Linked DNA regions of Homo sapiens: region 2 is linked to region 1. Evidence: chromatin contacts called from ENCODE Hi-C or POLR2A ChIA-PET data. All regions are on one chromosome and are shown on one strand. Each heading gives the region's core, a stretch centred on a gene start or an enhancer-like site at or near the end of the contact. The rest is flanking DNA. Distances are from core to core; before and after follow the strand shown.

Region 1 (5,250 bases), core at 1,392-3,891:
GTGAGCGTAGGAAATCATGAAGGTGAAAATGTTGGTGAAAATACTCTTGAAAAGGGCCTCTCTAATTCCTCTTTCTCCTGAGTAATTTTTCCATTTGCTATACCCTACAGCACTTAATATGCAATGTTTAGGCCATAAAGTCTCTGAAGACAAAACTTACACAGAGTACTTGGTAATATGAAGGCAGCTTCAGAGGATAATGAGGCTGTGTATGTGTCAATGCAAAATGAAAGCTTAAAACATTAAAACATTTTAGGTAAGAGGTGGACTAGACCATAAGGCCCTTCAAAATGACAGGGAACAGTACCACCTGTCTAGGTGACTACAGAGACCAAAGCAGCAGGGAGGACTGATTCATAAAGTTCTGTAGGAAGTACAAAGTAATTATAGTTCCAATCCTCAGATGTTACTTTAAAGTCTATTTCAGGAAGCATAATGAAAACTTGGTACCCATCAGAAAGAAAATAGCTACTCACTTTTGTTTGCATAATCTTTTTAAAAAGTTTCTTGGTTTAAGCTGCTCTTTGTATGTGCCAGGGTTCTGGGTTAATGGTGGAGAGGACCCTATTAGATCTGACAAACTACTTGTAAAATCAAATGTCCATGCTACAAGCCAGGTTTTTACCATTTTATTTTAGATGCATGTTCTACCTGCACATGGCTGGGAGAGGAACCAGAAGGGAGTAAATTTTGATAGAGATGGTTTGAGGATATAGCTGTTGTCTTGATAGGCCAGAATAGATGATATTTTAAGAACTTTGGTTCTTCCCTGTAATTTATTCTAGGTCAGCAATTCATCCCTGGGCCTGAGAAGGCACTTTTTCAATCCTGTCATTTCTACAGCTAAGCAAATAACTCCCCAATAATGAGAAAAAGTACATAAATGTTTTGTGAATGATATACACAAATGATATACATTTGTGTATAGACACAAATGTAAGGACATATTTTTTATTATTCACTTAGAAAGTTTTTTTGTTTTTTTTTTTTTTTTTTAAGACAGGGACTTGTTCTGTCACCCAGATTTCAGTGTAGTGGTGCCATACCTCAGCCTCCAACTCCTGGACTCAAGCAATCCTTCTGCTTCAGGCTCCTGAGTAGCCGGAACTACAGGAGCACACCACGATATTCGGCTATTTTATTTTTTGTAGAGATAGTGTCTTGCTTTGTTGCCCAGCCTGGTCTCGAACTCCTGGGCTCAAGCGATTCTACCGCCTCGGCCTCCCAAAGTGCTGGGATTACAGACGTGAGCCACCGCGCCCAGCTGCTTTATGGATTTTTTTTTTTGGAGACAGAGTCTCGCTCTTGTTGCCCAGACTGGAGTGCAATGGTGTGACCTTGGCTCACTGCAACCTCCGCCTCCCGTGTTCAAGCGATTCTCCTGCCTCAGCCTCCCAAGTAGCTGGGATTACAGGCACCCGCCACCACACCACGTTAATTTTTTGTATTTTTAGTAGAGATGGGGTTTCATCATGTTGGCCAAGGCTGGTCTGGAACTCCTGACGTCAGGTGATCCACCCAACTCAGCCTTCCAAAGTGCTGGGATTACAGGGATGAGCCACCACGCCCGGCTTTTTTTTTTTTTTTTTTTTTTTTTTTCTGTTGAGATGGAGTCTCGCTCTGTCGCCAGGCTGGAGTGCAGTGGTGTGATCTCGGCTCACTGCAACCTCCGCCTCCCGGGTTCAAGCGATTCTCCTGCCTCAGCTTCCCGAGTAGCTGGGACTACAGGCGCGCGCCACCACCCCCAGCTAATTTTTGCATTTTTAGTAGAGACAGGGTTTCACCATGTTGGCCAGGATGGTCTCGATCTCTTGACCTCGTGATCCACTCGCCTCCGCCTCCCAAAGTGCTGGGATTACAGCCGTGGGCCACCGCGCCCAGCCCGCTTTATGGATTTTGCAAGTCATTTACTCCCTCTAAGCTTCAGTTTCCTCATCTGCAAAATTGGGAGGCCATGATTCTGGCAGTTATAACATTCCTGGGAGCAATGGAGGAGAATGTTATTTAGTAAGATGCCTGTGAGGAATTATGATGAGAGGATGGAGAAGGTGGGGTGTGTGCAATGGTGAAGAAGGGATCTGAGGACTGTGAGGCACGGCTGAGGGCTCAGGAAAGAGGCTCCCATTACAAATTTTAAGGCTATAGGACCCCACCCACACTTTTTGGGGGATCATATTCCACCTTTGTCCCGGCCCCGCCTCCGCCCCACCCTTCTCCCCCTCCCCTTTCTTTCCTTCCCCTCCCCTCAGGCTGAGAGGCGCCACACTTCTTATGGCCGCCACAGTGCTCCGCTTTCCACAGCTCGAGGGCTGCGCGCGCTCTCACGCTGCCACCTCACTCGCGTGTGGGCTCGCCCTCAGCCCCTTCCGATTGGCTCATTATGTAAGTGACGTAAGGGCTCCAGCCTCCCACTAACTTATCCCTGGCTTGCCCCGCCTCCTCCTGGCTTCTTTTGACGCCAGTGGAAACCTAACCTGCCCCGTCGCCGCCGTGCGGGAGGAGCCGGTAGAGCTGTCCAAACCAGGAAGGCGATGGCGATGGCGGTGGCGCGCACGCATGCACGCACGCACGCACGCCAGCGGCCGGCGGGGCCGCAGGCTCGCGCCCGGGCTCGCCCCGCGCCGCTCCAGAGGCTCGCGCACTCAGCAGGTTGGGCTGCGGCGGCGGCGGCAGCTGTGGAAGCTCAGGCGCTGCGCGTGAGAGGTCCCAGATACGTCTGCGGTTCCGGCTCCGCCACCCTCAGCTTCTCTTCCCCAGGTCTGGGAGCCGAGTGCGGAAGGAGGGAACGGCCCTAGCTTTGGGAAGCCAGAGGACACCCCTGGCTCCTGCCGACACCGCCCTCCTTCCCTTCCCAGCCGCGGGCCTCGCTCGGTGCTAGGCTACTCTGCCGGGAGGCGGCGGCGGCTGCCAGTCTGTGGAGAGTCCTGCTGCCCTCCAGCCGGGCTCCTCCACCGGGCCTTGCAGGGGCCGAGAGAGCTCGGTGCCCGCCCTTCCGCTCGCCTTTTTCGTCAGCTGGCTGGAGCAGCATCGGTCCGGGAGGTCTCTAGGCTGAGGCGGCGGCCGCTCCTCTAGTTCCACAATGTCCACGGGCGGAGACTTCGGGAATCCGCTGAGGAAATTCAAGCTGGTGTTCCTGGGGGAGCAAAGCGGTGAGTGCGTGGCTCCCCTACTCCTGGCAGCTGGCCGCAGCGTCCCCGCACCGCCCCCGGTGCGGCCCTTCCGTCCGCGGAGGCTCCCTGCCCGCCTCGCGTCCGCGCTCGTTGCCACCGCAGCCCTTCCCGATGTGCCCCCCGGTGCCACTGGCTCTTCGCCAGTGGCCGAGTTTTTACCCTGTTCCCCGGGTTCTTCAATCCTCGACTCCCCGGCTCCGTTCCCCGCAGTCCGGCCATCTCCGGTCGATCTGCCCTCCCTCCCCAGACCTCACCCCGCCCAGCCTCTTGTCCATCCCTTTCTTCCTCCGGTCTCGGTCATTGCCCGTACCCCGGCCCCCTTTCTTGAGCCCCACCCTTATTCCTTGCTCTTTTCCCAGTTCCTCAGCTCTGTGAGGCCCACTCAGGGAAGCCCCACTCCCGAGAGCGGGCCCTCTTCAACCTTGGCCAAGGAGGGTGGGATCTGGGCGTTGTTTTCCCCAGAGGCTTGGCCCTGCGAAGTGCTGATGTCGTGGAAGGTGGGAAGGGGTGGTAGTAGAAAAAATTAAATGATTTTCACCTGGGTGGGAAATTAGTCTGGGCCATAGAGGAAACATCTGAATTGGAGACGACTTGAGCATGGGGTGGTTGGGGGTGAAAGGGGTAGCGTCGGCAGTGGAGATTTTTGCCCCTTAGGTTAGATGGGGCTGTGGCTTGTCGGAAAACCTCATTTTGTTCTCTTGACTTTCATCACTGACAATTCTTTTGGCAATGTTGATGATTTTTCAATCTCTGCCAGATGCTATGTCATGATCATTTTACTTGGAATTTTTCTCATCTCACCTCCCCTTTTTCTCTTTTCAACATGAAGCAGCGTCTGAGTCTCATGGTGGTACAAAAGGGAATTACTGGGGAAATGTTAATTATTCATTCCTTCTTGAGTATTTTCCAATGATATATTGAGGATTCATGTGAGAGAAGGCTTGGAATAACAAACATCTTTGTTTTGTCGGATTTCCTTTGGAAAATGGAGTAGAGTAGGAACAGACTCATCATCTAGTTACCTAAATTAGATTTAAATACCATTTGGGCTAAATAATTCTTTTATGCTTAATATTCTGTACTGTCTGATGAGTGAAATTGTTATGTCATTTACCTGGTCAGGTTCTGCTGTCACTGTACTTTTGTATTAGATACTAGATCCTAATTTTGTGATGGTTGTATCTACGATTACTTCTTGTAGTAATTCCAGTTTTATGCTGTATTATACAAACTTGACACTCGACAATTCAGAGATGATTACCCTCCTTTGTTTTTCTCATACTTTGCATGCCCATCTTTAAAATTCAGACATTGAGAGATTAGTTCTGAGTCATCAAACATTGAGTACCTACTAGGTGTTTTAGGTGAGGTTATAGAAAACATTAGTTATTTGTTTTGACTGGAAGGCATGTAAGTGATATAAATTCGTAGCTTTTATTACTACTTTGAACTATTTATACTAATTTGTATGCCATCACAGAGGTTAATACTCTTGCAAAATTGCCTCCAGTTAGAACTGGGAAATCATTTTTCTCCTTTCATGTGTAGATTATCTTCCCCTCCTCCCTTTTGGGGGGAAAAATACAATCTCCCTCCTTTTTGCTTATATATTTTCCTGAAGTAAGTATAAACTTGTGTCTTTAGGTGAGTAACTTGGTAGAACCTATGGAGTTGCTTCTAGTCCAGCTTTTCTGTGTCAATATCAGGATAGTTCCCAAACATAAAATATAGTTTATTGGTTATTATTGATAAAAAGGATCCAAAGTGCTTATTGTGCATTCTAAGGATATTATTGCCTTCCTTATGTTGTGATGCACAGCTATTTAGTTTGCATGAAAAAACCTATTCATCTTCCTGCCTAAAAAGGTTTTAGCATGAATGGAGTGCTTAACTTCCTAAGTATCTTCAGGTTTCCTTTGAATTTCTTGAGTATTTGTGTATGTTCTAATGCATAATGGAGAGTTTTATGGCTTCTAATTTCGTACCTTGTTTAAGCCTCTACTACCCTCCCCCCTCCATTACTGAAGCCTGGTTAGATTTTTTTTAATAGACTTCATTTTTTAGAACAGTTTTAGACTTA
Region 2 (5,362 bases), core at 80-2,579, 2.6 Mb before region 1:
AACAGCCAAAAGTTTTTCAAAGTTATGGAGAACAGCAAGGAAAATGGTCCAAGAGTCCAGCAAAGAGTAATGAGGAGGGCCATGGCACATAGGGAGGAGTGGTGAAGACTGAAAAATACGTGAGCAGCCAAAGAAGGTGCCTAACAGTGAGGCAGCATCCTAGTTCTGGTTCAGCTAACTCACATTCCTCTCACCATGGGGTGAACCAATTCTCAGCTACCCTGGGGGGAAGGCTTGTTGAAGATGACGCCTGCAGAAGCTGACTGGCAGAGTAGTGGACTCTGGGATGGGATACCGGCAGGGGCATTTCCCCACCAGCTTCACCCTGGAGATAACTCCATGTTTCAGAACCTGTTACCTTTTTCCTCAAACATGAGCTATTTTTCCTAGTTTCCTTTGAAAGATCGGACCGAAAGTCAAGTTTTCGTGGTTTAGGCTCACCCTTCAAAACACCCGAAATAACTTTTGCAGAAATCTTCCTCATGTTCAAGTTTTCTTTCAAAATGAGCCTAACAGTTTCTTTGTCTAAATTTAACTCTTCAGCCATCATCCTCACGGTTAACTGCCTGTTTGAACAAACCAAGTCCTTGACCTTCTGGATATTGTCATCTGTTCGGTGGGTGACTGGACGCCCACTTCGGGCATCATCTCGAACATCTTCCCGTCCTTCTTTAAACCTTTTGTGCCAGTCAAAAACTCTGGCCCTTGACATGACTTCATCCCCATAAGCTTCTTTTAAAAGATGGTGGGTCTCACTTGCAGACTTGTTCAATTTCACGCAAAATTTGATACTAATCCTTTGTTCTAAATAGCGGTCACTCATTCTGGCACTGAACAACACAGGAACGTTTAACAGGCCACGACTGTAAGGGAAAGACGGACAGATCAATCTTTATAGGGCTGCAGGTGTAATCATATCGCTCTTCTTGCTCTTCTAGAAGCCTCGCCGGGAAAGAGTAATTGCTTTTATGAATTTTTGTCCCTCAGCTTCCAGTCGAGGCTGGGGAGATCCGTTCTGGGAAGCCAACAGTCGCTGCAAAGCTGGGAAAAATTAAATCGCCTACAACCACGTCTGCATCAAACCAGTGCACGCACATCTGCCGAGAGTTTGCCAGTCACCAAGGTCGCTCCGATTCCGCGGCCCTTAAGGAGTATATGGCGAATTCTGCAAGAAAGGCCTAAGTGGTGGCAAATTAAGCAAGCAAGAAGAGATGCATCGGTGATGTAACGTGCAAGCTCGCCCTAGATCTGCAGAAACCCGCGCACGCCAAACCTACCGGAGCAGCCCAGGAACCGCCTGCTCTAGCGTCCCGGGAGACAGGCGCGCATGCGCAATTCTCTCTCCCCGCGGATTAGACTGTGCGCAGTCGCACTGCGGCGGCGCGCGCCAGGTCCCGCCTCCGCCTCGCCACACCCCGGCAGGCGCGCTTCCTTGCGCGTGCCCGCCTGCTGAGAAGGCGGAAAGGAGGGGCGGGGGAGGAAGGCTGAGGGAAGAGAGGGCACCCCCGGGCGTCAGGGTGCATTGTGGGAAGGAGGCGGCAGCGTCTCGGGCGGGCGGGAGGTGCACCAGCGGCGGCGGCGGCGGTAAATCCTCCCGGCCGCTCACAGCACTGTGGAGCCGCGTCCCCAGCCCGGCCTCGGACCGCGGCACCCCTCCTGGCCCTCGCGGCTTCTAGCCCGCCCGCCCCTCCCCCGCGCGTCGGCCCTGCCGAGCCGGCCGGCCGGCCTGGCTCCCCTCCCCGGCCCCGACGGGCGGGCGGACTGCCCTGAGGAGGCGGGGAGGGGAGGGCTGGGCCGGCCGGCGGGCGGGCGACGATGCCGAACTTCTGCGCTGCCCCCAACTGCACGCGGAAGAGCACGCAGTCCGACTTGGCCTTCTTCAGGTTCCCGCGGGACCCTGCCAGGTAAGCGGCGGGCGCAGAGCGGGCGGCCCGGGCCCACCTTCGCGGTGAGCGCTGCCAGCCGCCGGCCCCTGGCGGGCTCCCGGGCTGGCTGAGAGGGGCGCAGGAGGCGGGCGCAGCGCACTGCCGTCGACCCCAGCGTTGGACCGAGATGGGGAGCCGGCCCCGAGCCGTGGGCGGGCGGGCGTCCGGGGACCTCGGAGCACGTGCGCTGGTGGGGGCTCTGCGCGGAGGACACCACCCCAAACGCGAGGGAGCTGGGGCGGCGCGCGGACGCGGGATGCTGTGGGTTCTCGCCGTGGCTCACTTGCTGTGTGACCTCGGGGGAGTCGCTTTCCTCTCTGGGCGTTAGTTTCCTTAGCTGTCAAAAGAGAGCAGGACTCTATGGTTGTGGCCACTGGGGCCTTTCCCTCTCCTTGCCACCACCCCCGGGACAGTGTTTCTGTTTTGAGTCCCGCTACCTTCTTTCATCTCATCGCAACTGCTTTCTCCTTCGGACTTGTCATTGCACGGTTCAGGATTCATTTTCTGGCTGTCACCGTTACTCATTTTCTCGCTTGGGTATTGTAGGGATAACAGAGGGTGTACGCGTGAGGGCGTGGAAATTGGTATTGGAACCTCTTCCTTCGGATAACCCCCACACACTGACATATTTAGGGAATGATAGCATAGGGACTGTGTTTGAAAGGCTGAGATGTTTCATAGGCCTGTCTTGTTGGTTCATTCATTTAAAATCAATGCCTACTATGTGCCGAGCGCAAATGTTAGGTGCTGGGAGTTCATGGGTGAATAAGGGTGTCACTGCTTGCAGAAAGCTCTCAGTCCAGTAAGGGAACAGGTGCAGCAACGGGCGACTATAATTTATGTTATTTATTAATTAGTTCAATTAATTATTGAAGGTCTACTTGTGTTGGCATTGTTGTGAGCAGTGGGGGTTACAGATGAACAAATCGAAGTCCTTGCTTTCATGAAGATTACATTCTAATGGGGGGGGAATAAACAAGTAAAATACGTAGTGTGTCGGATGATGATAAATACTGTGGAGAAAAATAAACAAAGGTTAGAGGGTAGGGGAATAAGTAGTATCAAGGGACGCACAATTGCTATTTTAAATACAGTGATTAGAGAAGGCCTCACTAAGAAGGTGAATTTGAGCAAAGACCAGGTGAAGGGGCCAGCCATGGAGATACCTTGGGCAGCAGCATTCCAAAGAAGGCAAAGACAGGGCAACCAGGAGTCCAGGGAGAGGGACTGGGAGAGAGGTGAGATGAGACCAGAAAGGTGTGTGTATGGTAGGGGCAAATTCTTTAGGTAGGACCTTGTAGGTCTTGGAAGGCACTATGGTTTTTATTATGAGTGAAATAGGAAGTCATTGAAGGGTTTAGAGCAGAGACTTAAATTTTAACAGGATCAGTGGCTGCTCATTAGATTGTGGGGAGGCAAAGGTGAAAGCCGGAAGACCAGTTAAAAGGCTGTTGTAATAATCCAGATTAATAGAGGAGGAGATGGTAAATTTGAGATATGGTTTGAAGGTGAAGCCAACATCATTTGCTAATGGTTTGGAGGTAGATTGTAAAAGAAAAAGAGAACTTAAGGACGACTTCAAGATTTTAAAAATCTATGTTGGCCAGGTTGGTCTTGAACTCCTGGCTTCAAGCAGTCCTCCTGTGTCGGTCTCCCAAAGTGCTAGAACAGGCTCTGAGCCACCGCGCCCAGCCGACTTCAAGATTTTTAACGTGAGCATTTGCTGAGATAGGGAAGACTGGGAAGAGCAGGTTTGGTAGAGGAATACTAGAAGTTTGGGTTTGAGAGACCTGATAGACATTCAAGAATAGATGTCTAGGCCGGGCATGGTGGCTCACACCTGTAATCCCAGCACTTTGGGAGGCCTAAGCAGGCGGATCACTTGAGGTCAGGAGTTCGAGACCAGCCTGGCCAACATAGGGAAACCCTGTCTCTATTAAAAAATACAAAAATTAGCTGAGCCCAGTGGTGCGTGCCTGTCCAGCTACTCAGGAGGCCAAGACGTGAGAATCGCTTGAACCCAGGAGGCAGAGGTTGCAGTGAGCCGAGATCGTGCCACTGCACTCCAGTCAGGGTGACAGAACAAGACTCCGTCTCAAGAAAGAAAGAATAGATGAAAAAAAAAAAAGAATAGATGTCTTTCTTCATACCATATACAGAAATGAACTCCAAATGGCCTATACTTTTATTGAGATCAAAGGCCTAAATATAAGAGCTATGTCATTAAACTTTTAGGAAAAAAATACAGATAAATCTTCATGACTTTAGATTTGGCAGCACATTCTTGTTTGTTTTTTGTTTTTTTTGAGAGTCTCACTCTGTTGCCCAGGCTGCAGTGCAGTGGCACAGTCTCAGCTCACTGCAACCTCTGCCACCGATGTTCACAAACTATTCTACTCACTCAGCCTCCCAGGTAGCTGGGATTGCAGGCATCCGCCACCATGCCTGGCTAATTTTTGTATTTTTTTTTAGTCAAGACGGGGTTTCGCCATGTTGGCCAGGCTGGTCTCGAACTCCTGATCTCAGGTGATCTGCCCGCCTTGGCCTCCCAAAGTGCTGGGATTACAGGTGTAAGCCACCGTGCTTGGCTGGCACCACATTCTTAGATATGACACCAAAATACATGCAGTAAAAAGAAAAATAGACTAATTGGACTTCATCAAAATTAAACTTTTGTGTATCAAAGAACATTACCAAGAAAGTGAAAAGAATGGAAGAAGGTACTTGCAAATAATACATTTGATCTGGGTCCAGTATCCAGAATATATAAAGAACTCTTACAATTCAGCAACAAAAAGACAACCCAATTTTAAAATAGGCAAAGGACTTCTTTCTTTAAACAGAAGATATAAATGGCTAAAAAGCACATGAAAAGATGCTGAGCATCACTCGTTATTAGAGAAGTTCAAATCAAAACCACAAGTGGCAGTTAGATGTAGAATTACTGTGTGTCCCAGCAATTCCATTCCTAGGCGTATATCCAAAGAATTGCAAACTGATATTCAAAAAAACCAAATGTACACACATTCATAGCAGCACTATTCGCAATAGTCAAAAGGTAGAAACAAGCCACGTTTATCAGTGCTTGAATGGATAAACAAAATGTATATCAATACAATGAAATATTAGCCATGAAAAGGAATGAAGTGCCAGTACATACTACAGTATGGGTGAACCTCAGAAACATTATGCTAAGTGAAAGAAGTCAGATACAAAAGCTTATATGTTGTATGATTCTATTATATTAAATATCCAGAATAAGTAAATCCATAGAGATAGAAAGCATATCAGTGGTTGCCTGGGGCTGGGCGAAAGGGAGAGTGGGGAGCAACTGATTAATGGTTACAAGGTTTCCTTTTGAGGTGATGAAAATGTTTTAGAATTAGGTAGTGGTGATGGTTGCAGAACATGATGAATGTGTTAATTGCCATTAGTTT

The links. Hi-C counts contacts between places; a loop is a spot of excess contacts on that map. ChIA-PET counts read pairs that join two places held with the same protein, here RNA polymerase II (POLR2A). Pooled maps may share reads with other maps.
Region 2: a loop to region 1 is called in a map of B cell, with 9 times the contacts of the local background. The contact joins the promoter of GVQW3 here to the promoter of RAB6A in region 1. A Hi-C loop is called at or near these places in 1 of 168 maps with a recorded cell type or tissue (B cell) and 9 of 50 pooled maps. POLR2A ChIA-PET finds 5 or more read pairs at or near these places in 1 of 52 experiments (activated T-cell).

What each region holds. Positions count from the first base shown.
Region 1 is chr11:73,758,465-73,763,714 of GRCh38, reverse strand. RAB6A (RAB6A, member RAS oncogene family) reads left to right here and starts at 2,641. Exons shown (of 8, transcript NM_198896.2): 1 at 2,641-3,149. The coding sequence starts at 3,080. It overlaps LOC124902711 (a long non-coding RNA gene), which reads right to left and starts at 2,557. Exons shown (of 2, transcript XR_007062775.1): 1 at 2,475-2,557; 2 at 615-1,978. RefSeq lists silencers at 2,034-2,223, 2,384-2,693 and an enhancer at 2,990-3,490.
Region 2 is chr11:76,377,290-76,382,651 of GRCh38, reverse strand. It overlaps GVQW3 (GVQW motif containing 3), which reads right to left and starts at 1,329. Exons shown (of 2, transcript NM_001347885.2): 1 at 359-1,329. The coding sequence starts at 823. THAP12 (THAP domain containing 12) reads left to right here and starts at 1,520. Exons shown (of 5, transcript NM_004705.4): 1 at 1,520-1,904. The coding sequence starts at 1,816. RefSeq lists a silencer at 1,242-2,171 and an enhancer at 1,814-2,315.